2 separate regions of the Homo sapiens genome follow, and region 1 is linked to region 2. Evidence: read pairs that join two places in POLR2A ChIA-PET (ENCODE). Cell type or tissue: OCI-LY7. All regions are shown on one strand. Links, peaks and the distances in the headings refer to the core of each region. The heading gives the core; the rest is flanking DNA.

What was found. Peaks named below come from ENCODE experiments on the same cell type or tissue, not always from the same donor. Only the 100,000 strongest peaks of a DNase experiment are listed, where the experiment ranks them.
Region 1: POLR2A ChIA-PET joins it to region 2 with 9 read pairs; 2 of 35 experiments call an interaction of 5 or more read pairs at or near these places.

What each region holds. Positions count from the first base shown.
Region 1 is chr3:35,893,285-35,905,594 of GRCh38, reverse strand. No RefSeq gene overlaps it. Among named protein-coding and RNA genes, the nearest start is that of MIR128-2, 150 kb to the right of the region's middle. In OCI-LY7, for the core only: no CTCF peak of the experiment used is centred there; a DNase peak (open chromatin) is centred at 10,274.
Region 2 is chr3:35,614,277-35,626,586 of GRCh38, reverse strand. No RefSeq gene overlaps it. Among named protein-coding and RNA genes, the nearest start is that of ARPP21, 19 kb to the left of the region's middle. In OCI-LY7, for the core only: no CTCF peak of the experiment used is centred there; a DNase peak (open chromatin) is centred at 6,196.

The sequences.
Region 1 (12,310 bases), core at 2,707-10,706, 280 kb before region 2:
TCCTGGCTGCTGTAAACCAAAAATAAAATTCTTAGTCCCCCAACCAACTGAATGGGCCCCTACCCTTGGTCAAGGGGATTACAAAGTAAATTCGAAAAACTAGTTCAGGCCCTGATGGGAAGGAGAAGTCAGACATGCCTTATTGAATGCCCCTCTCTTTGGAATTCAGGCACAACTGACCAGAATTAACATTAAAACAGATCTTAAGACTGACTAAACAGATTCTTTGTAGCAATAAGAGACCAAATTCCAACCTGATGGTAGTATAGCATCACATGACAGCATGGCCTGAAAGAAATCAAAGTATTTTACCCCAAAGTATATTTCTTTGATATATTTTGAAATGGCCCTGCAAAGCTATCTCTTGTGGGGAAAATCAACATTCTATAGATTTCTTCCCTTTCTAGGTCCAGGAGAAAATTTTTCCTGATCCAGGAAAAAATTATCTAAGCATGTGGCACCTTTCAGGGTCTGACAAGAGACATTTACCATCTATTTTCTTTGAAGGCTGCCTGGAAGCTTCATCTACATAATAAGAACCTTCATCTCCACAGTTCCTTATCTTAACCCAGATGCTTTTTTCCATTGATCCAGATCTTTAGATAGTAATTTAACTCTTTCAACCAATTGCCAGTGAGAAAATCTTTGAATCTGCCTATGACCTGGAAGCCCCCACTTTGAGTTGTTCCTCCTTTCCTGTAACTTCTGTTCTCCTAAAATGTATAAAACCAAGCTGTAATCCAATCACCTTAGGCATATGCTCTCAGGACCTCTTGAGACAGTGCCTTGGGCCTTGGTCACTCATATTTGACTCAGAATAAATCTCTAAATAATTTACAGAATTTGATTCTTTTTCATAGACACTGTGGACCTCAGCTGTCAATTCCTCCTTTGTTTCCTCCATTTTGTTAATGCATTTAGACTCCCAAGTCAAAATTGCCAAATTTGATTTCTACATTTGCATTAGGTCTGCCCATCCATGATTTCAATGTCCACCACAGGTTCACCTTGAGCATTTCCTTTATTAGGCTTTGCAAGTGGGACCTCAGAAACTGACCAGCCCAGCCCTGCCCAGACTAGAGAAAGAAGACAAACAGCACTTAAGGTAATTAGAAAAGTGAGAAAAGAAAATAGAAGTTGGACACGAATAAATAGTGCAATAAAACCATCTTTAGTTCAATTCCTAAGCCTACTTCTTATGTTTAGTATCTCAACTTTTATGAAGACATTTTACTTCCAACTTAATTATATCATTAAATCATATTGGAAATCGTTTCTTATTCCTATGTAATATTTAGAAACATATTACTTTCATATACTTAGCATTCTATTTTAAATTTAGATATTTACCTTAAGTAAAGGACAAACTTATTTAAAGAAAAATTTTAAAATGTCTTTCATTCTTTTCACACTTAGCCTTTACAACATACAAGTTGGCCCATTCTATAGATTTGCAAACCAATGAATAGATGCATGAAATGTTTAAAATGACTTACTGGTAATGTCAAGTGCAGTTGCAACTCTAAGTCACAGTTGCTCTGAAAGTTTCACGTAGGTGACAATTTTCTGAGCAGAGTGTTAAAAACTGCTTTATAATAGCAACTCCCACAAAACCTCTTCAGTCATATGGGTCTGGTAGCATTTTATTTTAAACACCATTTTGACAGGTGTATTATGTAGCTATTTTATTTTTCATGCATAGAACATTCTTGACATTCACTTCACTTGCACTTTTCTATTAGAAGAAGAAAAAGTTCAGGCAAAAATTGTTTTCCTGGCTGAATAAGAATGAAAGAGAAGTCCATTTTGTGATGACTTTTTGTATCATTGACCTGAAGTAAAACAAAATCCCAAATTCATTCAGACAACTTTTCATGCATTTAGGCACGCACAAGCTCATTCATTTATTCAGAAGTCACTTATTAATTTTGTACTGTGCTATGTGACCTTGTACTTACATGTGCTTACATCAGGCATATAAAGAAAAAGACCTAGTCTGTGACTGCACAAAGCACAACTTTTTCTATGGGAAGTAGCAATGCAAACAAGTAATTACTACAAAGCAGCTATAAAATATGCTAGAAATAGCATAAAGACAAGTGTGATTATCTGTACGAGCCAGAAAAAGCCTTCCATAAAAGATGTTTTCTCTCAGAGGATCATAATTCACTAGGTCAATGTTGATAAAGGCATTTGAGGCTGAGAAAATTGTCCACACAAAGGCAAAGAGGCAAGGAAATACCTGGGAAGTTTGGACACATAAGCTAGCTCAGTACAACTGAAAAAAATAATAGTGACTGTGGGCTAGGCTTGGAGCTGAATATTAAATGGTGTCCAGATTATCAAAGACTGTGGGTATCCTGTGAAAAAGTTTAGGCTTCAGGGCTGCAGAAGCAGGGAGAAACCAGAGAGTGATTGTGCCATGATGATGTCTTTTCATTGTGTTTAAAGCAGAAAATCTAGAAGAAATGGATAAATTCCTCGACACATACACTCTCCCAAGACTAAACCAGGAAGAAGTTGAATCTCTGAATAGACCAGTAACAGGATCTGAAATTGTGGCAATAATCAATAGCTTACCAACCAAAAAGAGTCCAGGACCAGATGGATTCACAGCCGAATTCTACCAGAGGTACAAGGAGGAACTGGTACCATTCCTTCTGAAACTATTCCAATCAATAGAAAAAGAGGGAATTCTCCCTAACTCATTTTATGAGGCCAGCATCATTCTGATACCAAAGCCTGGCAGAAACACAACCAAAAAAGAGAATTTTAGACCAATATCCTTGATGAACATTGATGCAAAAATCCTCAATAAAATACTGGCAAAATGAATCCAGCAGCACATCAAAAAGCTTATCCACCATGATCAAGTGGGCTTCATCCCTGGGATGCAAGGCTGGTTCAATATACACAAATCAATAAATGTAATCCCGCATATAAACAGAGCCAAAGACAAAAACCACATGATTATCTCAATAGATGCAGAAAAGGCCTTTGACAAAATTCAACAACCCTTCATGCTAAAAACTCTCAATAAATTAGGTATTGATGGGACGTATTTCAAAATAATAAGAGCTATCTATGACAAACCCACAGCCAATATCATACTGAATGGGCAAAAACTGGAAGCATTCCATTTGAAAACTGGCACAAGACAGGGATGCCCTCTCTCACCACTCCTATTCAACATAGTGTTGGAAGTTCTGGCCAGGGCAATTAGGCAGGAGAAGGAAATAAAGGGTATTCAATTAGGAAAAGAGGAAGTCAAATTGTCCCTGTTTGCAGATGACATGATTGTATATCTAGAAAACCCCATTGTCTCAGCCCAAAATCTCCTTAAGCTGATAAGCAACTTCAGCAAAGTCTCAGGATACAAAATCAATGTACAAAAATCACAAGCATTCTTATACACCAACAACAGACAAACAAGTGCCAAATCATGAGTGAACTCCCATCCACAATTGCTTCAAAGAGAATAAAATACCTAGGAATCCAACTTACAAGGGATGTGAAGGACCTCTTCAAGGAGAACTACAAACCACTGCTCAATGAAATAAAAGAGGATACAAACAAATGGAAGAACATTCCATGCTCATGGGTAGGAAGAATCATTATCGTGAAAATGGCCATACTGCCCAAGGTAATTTACAGATTCAATGCCATCCCCATCAAGCTACCAATGACTTTCTTCACAGAATTGGAAAACTCTACTTTAAAGTTCATATGGAACCAAAAAAGAGCCCGCATCGCCAAGTCAATCCTAAGCCAAAAGAACAAAGCTGGAGGCATCACACTACCTGACTTCAAATTATACTACAAGGCTACAGTAACCAAAACAGCATGGTACTGGTACCAAAACACAGATATAGATCAATGGAACAGAACAGAGCCCTCAGAAATAACACCACATATCTACAACTATCTGATCTTTGACAAACCTGAGAAAAACAAGCAATGGGGAAAGGATTCCCTATTTAATAAATGGTGCTGGGAAAACTGGCTAGCCATATGTAGAAAGCTGAAGCTGGATCCCTTCCTTACACCTTATACAAAAATCATTTCAAGATGGATTAAAGACTTAAACATTAGACCTAAAACCATAAAAACCCTAGAAGAAAACCTAGGCAATACCATTCAGGACATAGGCATGGGCAAGGACTTCATGTCTAAAACACCAAAAGCAATGGCAACAAAAGACAAAATTGACAAATGGCATCTAATTAAACTAAAGAGCTTCTGTACAGCAAAAGAAACTACCATCAGAGTGAACAGGCAACCTACAACATGGGAGAAAATTTTTGCAACCTACTCATCTGACAAAGGGCTAATATCCAGAATCTACAATGAACTCAAACAAATTTACAAGAAAAAAACAAACAACCCCATCAAAAAGTGGGCGAAGGACATGAACACACACTTCTCAAAAGAAGACATTTATGCAGCCAAAAAACACATGAAAAAATGCTCATCATCACTGGCCATCAGAGAAATGCAAATCAAAACCACAATGAGATACCATCTCACACCAGTGAGAATGGCAATCATTAAAAAGTCAGGAAACAACAGGTGCTGGAGAGGATGTGCATAAATAGGAACACTTTTACACTGTTGGTGGGACTGTAAACTAGTTGTGGAAGTCAGTGTGGCGATTCCTCAGGGATCTACAACTAGAAATACCATTTGACCCAGCCATCCCATTACTGGGTATATACCCAAAGGACTATAAATCATGCTGCTATAAAGACACATGCACACGTAAGTTTATTGCAGCATTATTCACAATAGCAAAGACTTGGAACCAACCCAAATGTCCAACAATGATAGACTGCATTAAGAAAATGTGGTAGATATACACCATGGAATACTATTCAGCCATAAAAAATGATGAGTTCATGTCCTTTGTAGGGACATGGATGAAATTGGAAATCATCATTCTCAGTAAACTATCACAAGAACAAAAAACCAAACACTGCATATTCTCACTCATAGGTGGGAATTGAACAATGAGATCACATGGACACAGGAAGGGGAACATCACACTCTGGGGACTGTTGTGGGGTGGGGGGAGGTGGGAGGGATAGCATTGGGAGATATACCTAATGCTAGATGATGAGTTAGTGGGTGCAGCACACCCTTGGCACATGTATACAAATGTAACTAACCTGCACAATGTGCACATGTACCCTAAAACTTAAAGTATAATAATAAAAGAAAAAAAAAAAGCTCTGCTTAGCTGATCTCTAAGGTCTTTCCTCTCACTCCTATTTGCTCTGCTCACTCCAGCACAAGCGTTTCCCTCCTGCTGTTTCTTGAGAAGCCAAGCACATTCCACCCCCCCAACCCCCACCCCCGCTCTCAAGGCCTTTGCATTTGCTCTTGGTCTGTTTGGTTTTTCTTGCAGTTATGCATGGACTTGCTTCTTCACTTTATTCATATGTCTGCTCCAAGGCACCTCCTTAGAGAATTTTCCCTTGACTATCCCATGTAAAATAGAAGCATTGATTACCGATTATGTCTGCTCGATGCTTTTAAGTTTTCTTTAGTTGTGGTTGGCATTACTTCAAATAATACTAAATACTATTTATTTGTTTATTGTCTGTATCACCTACTAAAAGGTAAACTCTATCAAGGCAGAGGCTTCGTGATTTTATAACCACAGCATCAGCAATGAAAATAGCCCCTGGCACATAGAGATTGACAAGAGTGAATAAATATTTGCTGAATGGTGAATACATCAAAGAGATGTATTTCTGTATGCATGTGAACACATGTACAGTTCTTACAGCACCCATCAGAAACACAAATGCACTCTATAAAAGCAAAGAGGAAATGTCGCTGAAAGTTGTCCTTGACCTTATCTTATGCTAGTTTCACCAAGGAGAGAGCTTGGAGAAGGGCTCTTTCCCAACACAAAGTAACAAAATCTTGAGAAAGAACCTTCTGTGATGGAGAAGTGTCAATTTTTCACCCACCATATTCCCTTAAAGGATGACAGCCCTAAAATAGGAAAAGATGTGATAAGCAAGTGATTTGCCAACTAATTTCTTTCCCTTAGGTACTTTGTTGAATTTGGTCTGAAGCTAACAAAGGAAGTGCTATCTGAAGATCTGGCTCTGGCTCTCCTAGAAAAGCACATATTTCTGTATCACCAGTCAATCTTATCTCTAATGGCTACAGCAAAATCCTCTGCCCCAATAACATGTCACTTTTTCTGAGTGTAGGCAGTTTGCCTTAATCAAATTGTCCATCACAGGAGAAGAAATGGTTGTTCAGAGCCTGAGAAGAAGGGAAAAGAGGATTTTCTCCTCATAGACTTTCAGCACAAGTTATACAGGCTTTGTTAATTATAAATCAGTTTCCTTTAGAACATCTCAGTCTTTAGTAGGTCATCTGTGATCCGAAGTTAGCAGTAGATAGAGGGTCTGAAAACATTGTGTCAGCTGACATTGATTACCTCTGAAGGGTGGCCGTATGGGTAATTTATATTTCTTTATACAGTTCGGCACATTCAAAAATTTCCAGGATAAATGTGTATTTGTTTTATTATTAGCAAATAAAATAAAGCCCACTTATGCTTTTTCCTAACCAACCAATTGAAGAATCCAGTCCTTGTACCTCTAAGATCAGTTGATTAAAGTAATTCTTCATTTGGGTTAAATGAGAGCAGGGGTGACTTGTAAAACCTCTGGGTGCTGACTGCCCATATTTCTGTAGTAGAGTACCAGAGTTCTACCTGGGCATATGGCTATCTAGCTGAGATTTTTCTTTTGACGTCTCCATGTAGTCATTTCCGAGAAGGGCTAGTTATCACTCCACATTTGACAATTGATAAAATTGTCAATTTTATCACAATAAGAAAAGACTGGTACCAAAGAGGTACCAGTTTCTTGTTCTGATTCAAGCTGCCTTTCCATTGCATTTTTTTGTATGTCTAAAGCACAGAGAAAGTTGAGGAGTTCTCTCTGGTCCTTACCTATACCATGGCTTGTATTGCTCCATGGTGGGTTTCCTCTAATCTCTGGTTTCCAACCTTCTAACTTAAATTACAAACCGCTTGGCTTCTTCTGTTGTCAATTCGCTGATGACTTTGCTGACTTTTATATCATCTCCTTTTACCAGGGATGTATTGGTGAAGATTGTGTTACTAATTTTTTTCCAGCTTTATTGAGTTATAATTGACAATAAAACATATACAACACAAAATGTACGTGTTTAAGGTGTATAATGTGTTATTTTGATGTACATATGTGTTATAGAGTAATTACAAATCAGGCTAATTAACACATCCATCAGCTCATAAAGTTAGCAATATGTGTATGTGTGTGTGTGTGTGGGGGGCGGGGGTGAGAATTCTTAAGATCCACCCTCTTCGCAAATTTCAAGTATGTAATAGGTTATTATTAACTATAGTTACCATGCTGTACATTTGATCCTCAGAGCTTAATCCTCTTATAATTGAAAGTTTATACTCTTCGACCAAAGTCCTACCATTTCCCCCATAACCTCAGCCCCTAACAAACACCTTCTATTCTGTTTTTATGTTTGACTTCTTGAGATTCCACGTATAAGTGAGATAATGCAGTATTTGTATTTCTGTGTTTGATTTATTTGTGTTACTGATTTTTAATGTCTTAGAAGGTAGCCATCAAGTACAATAGCTTTCAAATAAGCAGATGTGCTTTACTCCTAACACTGCTGCCTACTGGCTTTATGAGCATTTACTTTGTCTAGTTTTTTTCTCATTTGTAAAATGGGGGGAGGTGAGAAGGGGTTAATAAAAATACCTTACATGTGGAATTATTTTGAAGATTTGATGACATAGCACAAGTCTTAGAATTGTTCCTGACACATAGTGAGAGTTTAGAGAATGTTAGTGATTACGGCATTACTAGATCTATTAACCAGCATTATTATCAGGGGAATCACTAGCCTTCTTTAAATAATTACTGATTATACTCACCTCAGAGCACCTGTTGTTTGCCATTCTCTTGAGGAACAGCTCCATTGCAAACCAGGTACTCTAGACGGTGAAGGCCCAGTTCTGTGATGTGCCAGTCCTCATCTTACAAGTCAAACCAAAGTGAATTCTATTTATGCCACATAGCCTATATTTTTAAGTAGGTCCACTTCAAACAGCCCCTCCAAGTTTGCCAAAAATCCCTCCAGCAACTTTCATGAGATGCTGTAACTGACACATTTCCATTCATTTATGTAGATATAGATAATAATTTCTTTCAATCTGCTCCTATGTGTAAAGAGAAGAGGCTTGAAGATTCTCTTAACTGATGTGGAATCTAAAAATTAGTTTCTACGTATCTCCTATTGCAAGAACTTTAACAACACTTGTGAATAAATATGTCACAGATACTTTCTGTTATTTGGATTAAAGGAGGCCTCTTGCAGTTCCAGTGGTAGAATCAGTGTTGAGCTGAGTTTGTAAACACACGTTTATAGGAGAAATAAACTACTGTGCAATATAAAGAGTAAATGTTGATTTCTGGATCCCCTGAACTTGTTTCCACCAAATGCTGAGTATAAAACTCCCATTAGAGATGAACTCTTAAACTCATATTTCTCTTATAACCTCCTTCTGCTTCCTTTATAGAGGAAGAAAGAGAGAGAGTGAGAGGGAGAGAAATAATACACAAGTACATAAAGTGTTAATGATTCACACCCTCACTCCCAGGAACTAGGGCTCATGGACTTGTCTTCTCTGACATCCACAGAGAATGACTGGATTATCTAGGTGAGAAATGATGCCTCCTATTCTGTTAAAGCAATCAGTGAAATGAATGAGTAATGAGTGAGAGAGCATTAGTAACACTGGTGCTTGTTTAATGAGCTCCATTGTCTTTACTGTATCTCCCTAATTTCCTCATCTTGCTAAATAAATGTTTATTTATATTCTTTAGTGTAAGATAATTTTCACAGCTGAGCTTTAATAAAGCACAAAGAGGTACAAGAAGAAACACTACAGGAAACTAATGAAGGCAAAAATGAAAAATGAGAAAAATAATAAATTTTTACTAGGGATTCCCTACTAAGAAACCCCTGAGTGTGAGAATAATATAATTTCACTATGAAGAAATATTACTTAACATTGATGTGTTCTTGCTTGAGAATGGGAGGTGGGTATCCTAGCTAAGGGTAACTTTAAAGTGTACCCCTAGTCTAGCCATTCATCTTTTGTCACTCTGCCCTAAACTTTGGCTGACATTGGTCTTTTGGGATTACAAAAATAAGACTCTCAAGTTATTTAAGTGTCTGGAAGGGGTGTGGAGAGATACGTTACTACTCACCAGCCCATCAGCTACAGGTGCGTGGATGCTGCTTCTGGATTACTCTCCCACATTCCTACATCTTAAGGGGATATCTTTTCTGTGATGTGGACAGAGGAGCATGATGAGTGTTCTGGGCTGCCATACAACTCAAATCTATACAGAGGGTCTCTGGTAGGACACAGCAAACTCTTTGGGCAAGAGTAGATTTGTTTCTGGAGGATGACAAGGGTCTTGAAGGTGATACTGAGAAGGAGGTCACTTGCTGGTTATTTAAGGAACATAAGTATCTGTGACTTTGATTTAGCTTTGAAAAACCCTAGGATACTATCCTGCAGAGATCAGGAAAAGGAGGGCAAAAATAACAAAGAGGACTGAGAAGTAGCAGCTAATGGAGTAGAAAGAAAACCTAAATTGGAGTCCAAGTCATGATTTTATTGCTAGCAGGAGGATAGGAGGGATCAACCTTGTAAAGTGCTTCTCTTAAGTAAAATATCTAAAGACTGACATTTGAATACTGGATTTAGTAATATGAAGTTTTTAAAATTATTTCAATGGACTATTGGGGAAAATCACTGATTAGTGTGTATATAAAGACACAACGTAAAGAGATAAATTAGATACAATCACTTATAATCAGCAGTAGTATTTTGATGAGAAAGGGAGTAGTTTGAGAGGAAAATGTGTTCAAGATAGATTTTTATTATAAAAGAAATAGTAGCACATTCATATGCCAATATGAATAATCTCATTGAAGGGGTGTCAGGCTCTTAGCTGGGGCCCAAGGGGAATTGGTGGATGGGTGGCTGGTCGTTGAAAGAACACTCGGTGGGGCCATAGGCAGGTGGGATATGCCTTTATTATGTACTCACTCTAACAGTGTCAGGGATACATTTATGTACTTCACAGACAATAGTGGCTCAGAGCCAGGTGATGAGCCTACCCATAACATGGTTACACAACTGTGATTATATAATGCACGGGATTGTGTGCTTGCGCTCCAATCCCACTGTGTCATGCTGCACCAGATGTTTACCTCAGCCTACTCTTGACTGCCGCACAGCTACTTGTCTTACAAGGGGGAAACTGATAATATTTTTAAAAGGGGAATATTGCAGAGTGCTGTTGTAATCACCCAAAGTGGGTTCTTCTTGCCTGTTGCACAGATAAACCCACTGAGATAGCATTATTGTAGTATGGAAAGAGTTTTAATTAGTACAAGTCTGGCAAAGTGGAAGGACAGGATTTTATTATTACTCAAATCAGCCTCCATGCCAACTCAGAGGCTAGGATTTTTATGGATATTTGATGGGTAGGCGGCTAGGGAATGGGTACTGCTGATTGATTGGGGATGAAATCATAAGGGTGTGGAAAAGGGTCTGCTTGTGCTGAGTCCACACTTGGGTGGAGCCACATGTCCAGTTGAGTCATGTGTTCATGAGTCACGGGTCGAGGTGGGGTTAGCTGGTTGTCAGATGCAAAAGTCTAAAAACACCTCAAAAGACCCATTTCAGGTTCTTCCTCAATTGCTCCTACAGATAACGTCACTATTGTTATAACGATGTTATCTGTAGGAGAATTAAGGAAGTCCCAAACCTTCTGACCTCTAGCCATATGACTCCTGAGTAGTAAGGAATTATAGAAATTATAGCTACATTTTTGAAGAACTCAGGTCCCATAATCTTAATTTCATGGCCTTTCATTAAGTGGCTTCAGTCCCTGAGGTGGCTTCTATCCCTGAGCAAGGAGGGGGTTAGTTTTAGGGAGAGACTATTTCATCCCTGCTTCAAAGTGAAACTTTAAACCAAATTTCTCCCTTAGTTAGCTTGGCCTATGCCAAGAAATGAGCAAGGACAGCCAGCGTGATGAGGCGAGAGGCAGAATGGAGTCAGCCATGCTAGACTTCCCTTGCTGCCATGATCTTTGCAAAGGTGGTTTCACTGTCCTTGTGTAAACAAGAGGGGATGGGAGAAAATGCTTTTAGAAATGAAGGCAAATAGTTGATCTGTTGTGACATGAGGAAAGGCAGAGTACACAGATGCAGGTGTTGTTAGATATATAATTGATCTATATGAATCGCAAGATATACTTTGTAATTGATCCATTTTTACGTGAATTAGGAAGCAAGATCTTCAACTGAGAGTAAAAGGTGAGATGTTGTAAGAGACAGAAAAATATGAAATAGTACCCTCAGATAGTAAGAAAATGAATAAGCTGGGGGAATTGAGTATGGTTGCCAGGCAGCATTAAGGCCTACTTGGGATTGATGGTAATTAATTTAAAGTTAGATCAGTCAGCAGGTTTTGTGTTTTCCCCAGCATCATTCTGCTGCACAGGTATAAGTGTGGAGCAGGTAGAAAGTTGGATTTAACCAGGGTTGCTGTTAAATTTTTACTTTGTTTAATACTTTATATTTTACAATCATCCCTCAGTATCTATGGGAGATAGATTTCAAGACCCCTTGAATACCAAAATGTGTGGATGCTCAAGTCCTTTATATAAAATCGCTTAGTATTTGCATATAACCTACGCATATCCTCCCATTTAATTTAAATCATTTCTAGGTTATTTATAATAGCTATACAATGTAAATGCTGTAAAAATAGTTGCTATACTATGTTTTTAATTTGTATTATTTTTAACTGCTGTATTTTTTTTTTTTTTTTTTTTTTACTATTTCTTCAATATGCTTGATCTGTGGTTGGTTGAATTCTTGAATGCAGAATCCGTAGATACAAAGAACTGATTATGTATTGAATTGATTATAAATTTCAGTTCAAAAATCAAAAGAACATAAAAATACATACATTGAAATGCCTCACCCCAAACTCTGTGCCAGTCTGGCCCACTGTATTCTTTCCCCAGTTTACCTTCAGAGTAACCATTTTCCTGTGTTTGGGCTCAGAAACTGATACTCTCAAATATGTCCTTTTGACATACTGAATTAAGGAAGCCTCAAGGTCTCTCTGACCTTACCCTCACAAATATCTCTTCCAAAGAAGCTGAAGTTCCTTTATCAGCTTAAGATC
Region 2 (12,310 bases), core at 2,410-10,409:
TACTAAAAGTCAAAAAGATAAACACACCTGCAATGTGATTTTTGAACCAGGCCAGAGAGCACTTAGGTGGAAAAAAAGAGAGGGGGCAGTACAGTGAGATTATCAAGGGAATGACTATTTAGCCAGATAGATGTTAGGGTCCCAGTGTTGATCATAAAACTGACACAAAGGGAAGACACAGCAGTCATGAGGGGCCTCAGCCACCTTTTATATTGATGAAAGTCTCATTTGCTTAAAAGTAGCACACCTGATAAACTCTTGATGTGCCTTGCACACAATTCTATTTCTTAAGGGGTGGAAAAAAGTTTGTCTTAAGCTCAATTTTGTGCACCAGGGAGGAATTAGTTGACAAAGAGGAAGTTATAGCAACCTTTGGATATGATACATGGGGTTCGGTCAGAAGTATTCTCTAGACTTTAAAGAGACAGATGTGTAAAAATGAAGAAATATAATAGGTACAATGTCCGGACGCGGTAGTTCACGCTGGTAATCTAAGCACTTTGGGAGGCCGAGGCGGGAGGATCACGAGGTCAGGAGATCGAGACCATCCTGGCTAACACGGTGAAACCCTGTCTCTACTAAAAATACAAAAAATTAGCCAGGCGTAGTGGTGGGCACCTGTAGTCCCAGCTACTCGGGAGGCTGAGGCAGGAGAATGGCGTGACCCAGGAGGCGGAGCTTGCAAGTGAGCCGAGATTGCGCCACTGCACTCCAGCCTGGGCGACAGAGAGAGACTCCGTCTCAAAAAAAAAAAAAAAAAAAAAAGAGAGAAAAGAAAGAAAGAAATATAATAGGTACAATATACATGGCCTGAGTCTCTAAAATGAAGAGTTATTAAAGAAGTTTGGACTACTCCAAAGAATAAAAAAACTCCGAATTGTTGGTAGACTTTCTTCACATGTATGTTTACTGCAGTACAATTCTTTATTGCAAAGGTATCGAACCAACCTAAATGCCCAATGACCAATGAATGTATAAAAAAATTGGTATATATACAACATGGAATACTACTATGAAAAAGAATGAAATAATATCTTTTGCAGCAACTCGAATGAAGCTGGAGGCCATTATTCTAAGTGAAGTAACTCAGGAATGGAAAACCAAATACCATGTGTTCTTACAATGGGAGCTAAGCTATGGCTATGAAAATGCAGGCAGAGTTATATAATGGACTTTGGAGACTCAGAAGTGGGATGGTAGGAGGGAGCTAAGGGACAGAAAGAGAACTATATATTAAGTACAATGTACATTATCAGGTAGTGGGCACACTAAAATCTCAGACTTCACTACTATAAAATTCATCCATGCAACCAAAACCCACTTGTACCCTGAAAGCTTTGAAGTGTGCGTGTGTGTGTGTGTGTGTGTGTGTGTGGTGGGGGGGGGGGGCGGGTGTAAAAAGTTGGTAGAGATTAATATGGCCACCCAAGCAGCTCTCCAACAGGGTCAAATTCTAGAAGACCATGAATTAAAAGTGAGAGACCATGACCTGAGTCTTGTGGAAAAAAGTAACAAGCACAGCTGCATGTTCCAAGAAATTTGCTGCCACAGTGTGTGACACACTGGTTACATGGTGCACAGCTTCTGCTGTGACGTGTTCTGGATTTATCTTCTCTAGAGTTCTATGTAAGGTGTCACTAAGATCATATCAGCCATTGGTTTTTCGTACTCTCATTGTTGTTGCAATTGCAGATCCCTTGATGTTCCTTTCAAGTACCCAGTTATGAGTAATTGTTTGCTCTGGAAGTTTGTTCCCTCAGACACATTGCAAAATATCTTTTAGTATTTTCTCCTTCTCAGGAAAGGGTTGCTCTCTATATTTAAACTGAGAATTTCAAAAGTGTGACATTTCTTCCAGGCTATGTTCTCTGCATGGAGGAAAACAAAAGGATCTTGTACCACTCATTTTCAATTAGGAAACTAAAAAAAATGGGAGGCTTAAAATTTTCTTTTCAATATTATTATGTGTATCCCTTCTAGCCGGCTGTAATATTTGTGTCCCCCGCCCAAGATCTATATATTGAAATCCTAATGACTATTGTAATGTTGTTAGGAGGCAGAGGCTTTGGGAGGTAACTAGTTTATAAGAGTGCAGCCCTCATGAATAGCATTAGCGTCCTCATAAAAGAGACCTTAGAGACTTGCCTCTTTCCTCCAAGTGAGGATACAGCAAGAAGTTGGCAGTCTGAAACCTAGGAAAAGGCCCTCACCAGAAGCTGACCATGCCAGCACCTTGATCTCAGATTTCCCGCCTCCAGAAATATGAAAAATAGATTTCTGCCATTTGAAAGCCACACGGTCTACGGCATTTTGCTATGGCAGCCTGAAGGGTCTAAGACATTAGCAACTCCAGCAAGTTTCCTGTTTAATTATTAAGTCCAGTCTCTCTCATGACACTAACTCAGAGACACTGCTGTTATTCCACTGCTCAGGCCCAATATGGTATTAGCAAAATTGAATATTATTTTTTCTGAACTTATTTTCCTTCCTTCTTTCTGTTTTTTTTTTAAAATGTAATTCTCAGATATAATTATCTGCCAGTAAGAAAACTATAAACTATGATTTTCATCAATGGATAAAAAGATGTGATTTGTAGAAATGACTTTTTCATTGTATTTTAATTTTAAAAATCAAATATATGATTACACAAAAGAATTTTTGAAATACATATGAAATTTTAACACAAAATAAACATCTCTAAATTCTCTAACCAGATATTATCCAGAATATTGTCCAGAATAGCATCAATACTGTTGAAATCTACCTGTGACATCATCCAAAATCCCATCCCATAGCTTTACTGCCAAATTTCATCACTATCTTGGTTTTTGTTTAATCATGCCCCATTTTAATGGCTTGACCCTATATATGCATATATTTCAAGTCAATGTGTTCAGATTTGTTTCTCTTTGAGATTTTTATAAAGACTAAAATATATAATACACACATACTTCATATAGTTTTAGGGATATGCTCTTTTGTACCCAATATGATAGTCTTAAGATTTACCCATATTTTTATATACATATTAATAGTTCATTCCTTCTCATTGTAATATAATACCATAATATAAGTAACCATTATTTTTCTGTAATTAGACATTTGGGTTGCTTCTGATTTTCATTATTGTAGAATACATTCATGTTTAACTTTTAAAGACTTAGTCCACTATTTAGCCAGAAACAAAAGTATGTTTATTATTCTTTTAATAAATGTCTTATGTATTTCTACTGATTATTAAGTGGACATACTTATTTAAATATTTAAACCCAACAAAAATTGATGAATGGGACATAATTAAACTGAAGAGCTTCTGCACTATCAATAGAGTGAACAGACAACCTATAGAATGGGAGAAAATTTTTGCAAACTATGCATCAGACAAAGGTATAATATCCAGCATCTATAAGGAACTTACATTCAGTTTACAAGAAAAAAAAAACCATTAAAAAGTAAGCAACAGACATGAACAGACACGTTTCAAAAGAAAATGTGGCCAACAATCATATGAAAAGAAGCTCAACATCACTGATTGTTGGAGAAATGCAAATCAAAATCACAATGAGATACCATCTCACACCAGTCAGAATGGCTACTATTAAAAAGTCAAAATTAACAGATGGTGGTGAGGTTATGGAAAAAAGGAATGCTTATGCATTGCTGGTGGAAATGTCAACTAGTTCAGCCACTGTGGAAAGCAGATTGGTGATTTCCCAAAAGAACTTAAACCAGAATTATCATTTGACCCAGCAATCCCATTATTGGATATATACCCAAAGGGAATAGAAATAATTCTACCATAAAGACACACGCAGGCGTATGTTCATTGTAATACCATTCATAATAGCAAACACATGGAATCAAGCTAAATGCCCATCAATGGTAGACTGGATAAATAAAACTTGGTACATATATACCATGGAATACTATGCAGCCATACAAAGAATGAGACCATGTCCATTGCAGCAACATGGATGGAGCTGGAGGCTATTATCCTAAGTAAACTAACACAGGGAAAGAAAACCAAATACCAGATGTACTCACTTAAAAGTGGAAGCTACACTTTGCATACATATGGACACAAAGAAGGAAAGAACAAAACCAGGGCCTGCTTGAAGGTGGAGGTAGAAGAAGGAAGAGGATAAAAAACTGTCAGGTATTATGCTTATTACCTGGGTGATGAAATAATTTCTACGCCAAATCCCTGTGACACACAATTTACCTGTGTAGCAAACCTGCCCATGTACCCCTGAACCTGAAATAAAAGTTAAGAAATAAAATGAAATAAAATAAATATTTAAATCCCAAATAAAAACTTCATGCTATACATTTATAAAGCATTTTATTTTAAATACTCAATACCATTAATATTTGCTGTAGAAATTATTGGATTTAAATTCTGATTTTGTTCATGGTAGCCAGGCTACAGATGATAAATCAAATTTATCTAAGTCAATCATAAAAATCTTTTTGCCTTGTATAAAGTATTTTCTAAATCTCTCTTACAGCCGAAGGTGGGGAGAGTCATATTAGACATAGGAGAAGTTTGTTGGAGTGCATAGTAGGACATAATAAGACATAGGAGAAGCTTGTTGGAGAATGTCCGAAAAGGCTTTTCTGTCTAGATAAACATAGAGGAGAAACAGTTAAGAGAGAAAAATCACAAGGCACATAAAATGTTTCATTAGTTGTAACAAATAAAAAATGATTCAAAATATCAGAAAAAAGTAATATAGTGCAAGAAACTTTAGTTATATATTAATTTTTTACAATTGTTTAGTCCCTGTAGAAGCATTATACTTCAGTGGCCACAATCCATGTGGTCTAGTACAGAATTTTTAAATAATTCAAGTACTTTATTTCCATTTATTAACAGAATACATAATTCATAAAAACACTGCTTAAAATTCTTTCTTCTCAATCCTGTCTTCCTTATTCCTAACCAGCTGCCCCATTATTCTCCCTTCCCAGATTTTCCCCAAATTTTCTTTCCTTAGCTTAACATGTTTTTTCATCTTTTCTCCATTGCTTTATTCTCCCCATACTCCTAATTCTGTATCCCAAAGTCAAAAGGCAGTGGTATAAGTCGGTCAAACCTATCCTAAAATATAAGGGACAGGACGCTTTTACACTTATGGAGACTTGTTTCGTGGCCTGGAATATGGTCTGCCTTGGTCAATCTTCCACGTGCACTTAAAATGAATGTGTATTTTGCCACTGTTGACTGCAGTATTCAAATAGTCAAGTGTGTTGATAGTGTTTTTCAAGTTTTCCACTTTCTTACTGATTTTTCTGTCCACTTGTTTATGAAGTATTGAGTGTGGGGCATTGAAATTTTGCTATAATCGTTTCGTCTATTTCCCCTTGCAGTTCTCTGTTTTGCTTTGGTATTATAAAGCCCTATTTTTAAGGCACATATATGTTTGAACTTTTATGGCCTCTTGATGAATTAATTTCTTTGTTATTATGGAATAACTTTGTTTTTAACTTTCAAGTTCAGGAGTACATCTGCAGGTTTGTTATATAGGTAAACTTGTGTCATTGGAGTTTATTGTGGAGATTATTTCATCACCCAGGTATAAAGCCTAGTACCCACTAGTTACTTTTCCTCATCCTCTCCTTCCTCCCACCCTCCACTCTCCAAAAGTCCCCAGCGTGTGTTGTTTTCCTCTATGCGTGTCGATATGTTCTTATCATTTAGCTGCTAGTAATAAGTAAGAACACGTGGTATTTGGTTTTCTGTTCCTGTGTTAGTTTGGCAAGAATAATGGCCTCCAGCTGCATCTATATTCCTGGAAAGGACATAATCTTGTTGTTTTTGAGGCTGCAGAGTATTCCATGGTATATATGTATCACATTTTCTTTATCCGTCTACCATCGATGGTCCTATAGGTTGATTTCATGTCTTTGCTATTGTTAATAGTGCTTCAAACATACACATGCATGTGTCTTTATAATAGAGTAGTAATAGAATTAATGGATCCATGGTAATTCTCTTTTAAGGACATCGAGGAATCACCATACTGTCTTCCACAATGGTTGAACTAATTTACACTCCTACCAGCAGTGTATAAGCATGACCTTTTTCTCCATAATCTTGCCAACATCTGTTATTTTTTACTTTTTAGTAATAGTCATTCTGACTGGTGTGAGATGCTATCTCATTGTGGTTTTGATTTGCATTTCTCCAATGATCAGTGATGTGGAACTTCTTTTCATATGATTGTTGGTCACATTTTTTTTAACACGTGTCTGTTCATGTCCTTTGCCCACTTTTTAATGGGTTTTTTTTTCTTGTAAATTTGTTTAAGTCCTTTATAGATGCTGGATATTATACCTTTGTCTGATGCATAGCTTGCAAAATTTTTCTCCCATTCTGTAGGTTGTCTGTTCATTTTATTGATAGTTTCCTTTGCTGTGCAGAAGCTCTTTAGTTTAAGTAGATACCATTTGTCAGTTTTTACTTTAGTTGCAATTGATTTTGGTGTCTTCTTCAGGAAATCTTTGCCCAATCCTATGCCCTGAATTGTATTGCCTATGTTGTCTTCCAAGGTTTTTATTGTCTTGATTTTTTTTTTTTTTTTGAGACGGAGTCTTGCTCTGTTGCCCAGGCTGGAGTGCAGTGGCAAGATCTCGGCTCACTGCAAGCTCCGCCTCCCGGGTTCACACCATTCTCCTGCCTCAGCCTCTCAACTAGCTGGGCCTACAGTCGCCCGCCACCACGCTCAGCTATTTTTTTTTTTTTTTGTATTTTTCATAGAGACAGGGTTTCACCCTGTTAGCCAGGATGGTCTCGATCTCCTGACCTTGTGATCCACCCGCATCGGCCTCCCAAAGTGCTGGGATTACAGACGTGAGCCACCACACCTGGCCCTTGATTTTTATATTTAAGTGTTTAACCCATTTTGAGTTAATTTTTTATATAGTTGTATTAGTCAGGGTTCTCTAAAGGGACAGAACTAATAGGATACGTGAATATATGAAGGGAAGTTGATTAGGAGAACCTATTCACACAATCACAAGGTGAAGTCCCACAAGTTGAGGAGCCGGGAAGCCAGTCCGAGTCCCAAAACCTCAAAAGTAGGAAAGCTAATAGTGCAGCCTTCAGTTTGTGGCTGAAGGCCTGAGAGCCCCTGGCAAATCACTGGTGTAAATTCAAGAGTTCAAAAGCTGAAGAACTTGGACTCTGATGTCCAAGGCCAGGTAGCATCCAGCACGGGAGAAAGATAGAGGTCAGAAGACTCAGCCAGTCTAGTCTTTCCACATTCCTCTTTCTGATTTTATGCTAGCTGTGTTGGCAGCTGATTAGATGGTGCCCACCCAGATTGAGGGTGGGTCTGCCTCTCCCACTAAACTGACTCAAATGTTAATCTCCTTTGCAACACCCACATAGACACACCCAAAAACAATATTTTGCATCCTTCAATCCAATCAAGTTGACACTCGATATTAACCATCACAATGGTGTAAGGAAAAAGTCCAGTTTCAATCTTCTGCGTATGGCTAGCCAGTTATCCCACCACCATTTATTGAATAGGTAATTCTTTTCCCATTGCTTGTTTTTTGTCAGGTTTGTCAAAGATAAGACAGTTGTAGGCATGCAGCCTTATTTCTGGTTTCCATATTCTGTTCCATTGGTCTATGTGTCTGGGAATGACTTTCTTTATCTAATTTTGTGTTTCTGTGTGCTTTGAATCTGTTTTGCATACCATTTTAGGTTTTTATAAATCTAGTATTAACATAGCATACCTTCTTCTATTATTTTATTTTTCTTATTTGTATCTTTATATTATATTCAAGATGCATTTCTTATAGTCAGCTATATATCCTGTCTGTTACTGTTTTATTTTCCCTACTTTTTCTGCAAATTTTGCATCCATTGAATATTTTATACTACCATTTTATTTCTCTTATTGACCTATAACCTAAAACTCTTTAAAAAATTTTTAAATGGTTGTTCTTACTATATAAAATACATATTTTAAATTACTATAGTCTACATACAAGTGATAATCATGCCACTTCATGTACAGACTATGAAGCTTACAATAATATACTTTCTTTTCTTGATCTCTACTTTAAATTTTGCATTCTTATCAAGTATTTACATATACAAGTAACTAGTTAACTAGCTAGATACATGCATACATAGATGTTCATTGTAGTATCATTTAACAGTAAAATATGAGAAAAAACAATCCTAAATCTCCAGAAATATTTATGCACCATGTACAGAGCTATTAGTCATAATGACATATACCAATATATGTTGATATGTTAAGATACACACACAAACACACACACACAATGTGAACAGATAAAAGCAGACTAAGCATTAACTTGTTTATGATTCTGTTTTACAGTTTTTGTAAAAAAATACATCCATATGATTATGCCTGCATAATTCGATATGTGAAATAAGTCATACGTTCACAAAAAGGTAAATTACAGAGAATAAAATGTTATGTAAAATCTTAGAGGAAAGATAAATACTTTATGACAGAATGTATAAAAAGCACTGAAATAAACAAAAGGCATAAAGAATGAAGCATATTGTTTATTCTTCTTGTAATAGTAAACTAGGTAATTTGTACCAACTCTCTTGTTGAGTACAACTACTATCATTATTATTTTAACATTGTTCTGTTCTAGAGAATGCAATAAAATAGCCAAACTGGATGTAGTAGGCTGAAAAATGCCCTTGTTCACCACTACTAAAGAAAAAAAGATATTCACATCCTAATACCTGAAGTCTGTAAATGTTACCTTATTTGGGAAAAAAGGGTGTCTGCAGATACGATTAAATTAAGAGACTTGAAATAAATAGATCATTCTGAATTATTTATGTGGGTCCTAAATCTAATGACAAATGTCATCATTAATAAGAGTAAGGCATAAGATTACACAGACAGAAGAAGAGAAAGCAACATGAAGATGTAGGCTGGATCGGAGTGCTGCAGCTAGAAACCAAGGGAGACTGGCAACCAACAGGAGCTGGTAGAAATAAGGAACAGATTCTTCAGTAGAGCCTCTGGAGGAAGTCTGGCCTGGTTAACACCTTGGTTTCAGTCCAGTGATAATGATTTCAGGCTTCTGACCTCCAGAACTATGAAAGAATAACTTTCTGTTGACTTAAGCCACCAAATTTATGATGATTTATTACAGTAGCAATGGGAAACTTAGACCCTCAAAAAATAGGTGCAAATATTGGAAAAGAAAACCTTTTTTTTTTCAAAATTTGAAATTTTCAAAATTACTTGCAAATCATTATATATATCCAACACATCTAATAAAGCAAACAGTTCACTAAGATAGTTCATTTATAAATAAAAAAGAAAAATTAAATAGCTTCCCCACATGAAAGTGATTGCTTTCCAATTTTCACATAAGTTTAACTCTATTAACCTTCAACAGGGAGTGGATGAAATTGTAGTTTTGCCTAAGGGTATATTTGTATGTGATTGTATGCATTCAACCCTGCCTCCTCCCATTAGTAAAGATTTTTGCTTTTTCATTTCTTTTCATTAAAAATTAAATTCCTCTTTGCTACATGTCTAGTGTGAGTTGGTGAGGGTTTCTTCTCCTCTTGGTCACAAATGGAGGCTCTACCATCTTGCAGTGCTGTCATCTCAACATCTCGGGGGCAAGCAACAGTTGAAGGTTGTCAACCATATCTGAAATGCTTTGAGGCAGGATATGCCACACAGCACTTCTGTTCACAGTCCATTGGCCAGAACTCATTGCAAGGACAAAAGGAAAACTACAAGGGGGACTGGAAAACATGTTGGAGCATGGATATTTGGAGAGAACTATATCTCTAGTCTATTTTATTGGTCTTAGTGTCTTCACACGGGCATAACAAATGTCTACTCTGGGGCCCAGGTGTTAGAGAGTTCAGGATTTTGTAAGAACACACATCCACACACCATAAACATATACTTATTAAAGGATATATGTGCCCTCATGTTATTCAGGATCAAGGACTTAGCACGGGTAGAGTCTGAGTCATAACTCCAAACGTTCACTGTCATAACCAACAACATTCCAGAACCCATGGGGACAACCCTTCTCTAGGACTTTTGCCCTATGGCCTAGAAATAAAAGACAACTGTGTTTCAATAGCATGAACATGTTTTGCACTGCTAAATATGAAGATGAAGATCACTTCAGAATACAAGCAGAATTTGAACAGTGGAAACACATAGGTAAGAGAAAAGACAAATTAACATGTCAAATCTTTCCTCTGGGTGTGAATTCAGTGGTTTTTTTTAATATATTGAAAAATGTTCAGTGTATTGCAAAGTGTCTGTTTTATTGCTATTCATTGTTTTTTTTTTCAATTAATTGTTCCTTAGGTATTTATCTATGTCTATCATCAGAAACATGTTGTAATATTAAGAAAATTCTATTACTCTTAAATTTGTTATCTATATTAGTGTTGTTAGATAAGGGTTAGTTAAATTTGAATTTTAGATAAAAAATGGATATCTTTTTATAATAAATATGTCTCATGCAATATTTGAGACATGCTTATACTAAAACATTATTGTTGTTTATCTGAAATTCAAATTTAATTGGGCTTACAGTATTTTTATTCAAGAAAATTGGCAATATGCCTGAAGCACAACGGTAGCTGATTGTTTACACTGGCAACTAGAAGGACATTAAAAGCTGAAATTGTGAATAGCTTTGTGTTTAAAAAGTACTGGACATAAGTAAGCTTCAAAGTATAAAAGTCAATTATAGTTTTACTAAAATTTCATCAGTATTTGTGATTTTCTTTATTTTCTAATAGCAAATGACAAATACTTTAGGAGAAGAATAACATTCCTGAAAACATACATTCTACAGGGTTGGATTGTTTAGATTTGTTTTATATTCAAATTTTCTGCACTTAATATTTCTACTTCATGTTTTAATATTTTATATCACTATTGTCACTTGAACACAAACTAGAGGACAAACTTCATGATAACAACATAATTATTGATTTTACCTGAAGTAAAGGCAAGTAAAGCACATTTTTACATTGATTTTTAAAAACCTTTATAATATTACTCTTCCAAACATTGTTGTCATTAATAACACTCTTAGACATGAGCAATAATTATTAAATTCAGATGTTCTTGACACCTTTTGACTTTCAGTAATATATAAATACTATAGCTTTACATACTACTGGTCACCAAATATTTCTTTGTTTCTTTCTTCCCACTTAAAAAAGACATTTCCTCCCTTATCACAGGAGACAACCCCAAATACTAAGTAAACATCACATTTCTTTCTTTTTCTTTTCTTTTCTTTTCTTTTTTTTTTTTTTTTTGAGACAGAATCTCACTCTGTCCCCCAGGCTGGAGGCTGGAGTACAGTGGCGTGATCTCGGCCCACTGCAGCCTCCACCTCCTGGGTTCAGGCGATTCTCCTGCCTCCACCTCCCGAGTAGCTGGGACTTCAGGCGTGCACCACCATGCCCAGCTATTTTTTTTTGTATTTTTAGTAGAGACAGGCTTTCACCATGTTGACCGGGATGGTCTCAGTCACCCGAAATGATGATCCGCCCACCTCAGCCTCCCAAAGTACTGGGATTACAGGTGTGAGCCGCCATGTCTGGCCAACAACACATTTATTTCAAAGTCTAGGACCTTTCAGTGATGTAGAGTAATTACTATATTAAATCTAGAAAAGGGTCTAGCTAAAGTTACAGAAATCAGTGGATTAAAAGAAATTACCTGTCCCAGTGGCCCCACCACAACCAGTACTAATAGGCAGTGGTTGGACAAGAAGAGGATAACCACAATAAACATTTCCATTTCCAAAGTGGAAAAACGGGAGATAACAGGTGTCACAGTTTGCAGAAATTCTGAAATCCTTCTGGGCAGACATTCTAAAGCTCTTCTATGCTCTGGGTACAGAGAATTCTTCAAATCTTGATTTGGCTATCTTGTCGTTGCCCTAGAAGTCTCTAGGTAATGTCCTCTAGGAGATTCCTCTTTTTTTTTTTTTTTTTTTTTTTTTTTATGATACTTTAAGTTTTAGGGTACATGTGCACAACGTGCAGTTGTGTTAAATATGTATACATGTGCCATGTTGGTGTGCTGCACCCATTAACTCGTCATTTAACATTAGGTATATCCCCTAATGCTATCCCTCCCCACTACCCCAAGCCCACAACAGGCCCCGGTGTGTGATGTTCCCCTTCCTGTGTCCATGTTTTCTCATTGTTCCATTCCCACCTATGAGTGAGAACATGCGGTGTTTGGTTTTTTTGTCCTTGCGATAGTTTGCTGAGAATGATGGTTTCCAACTTCAT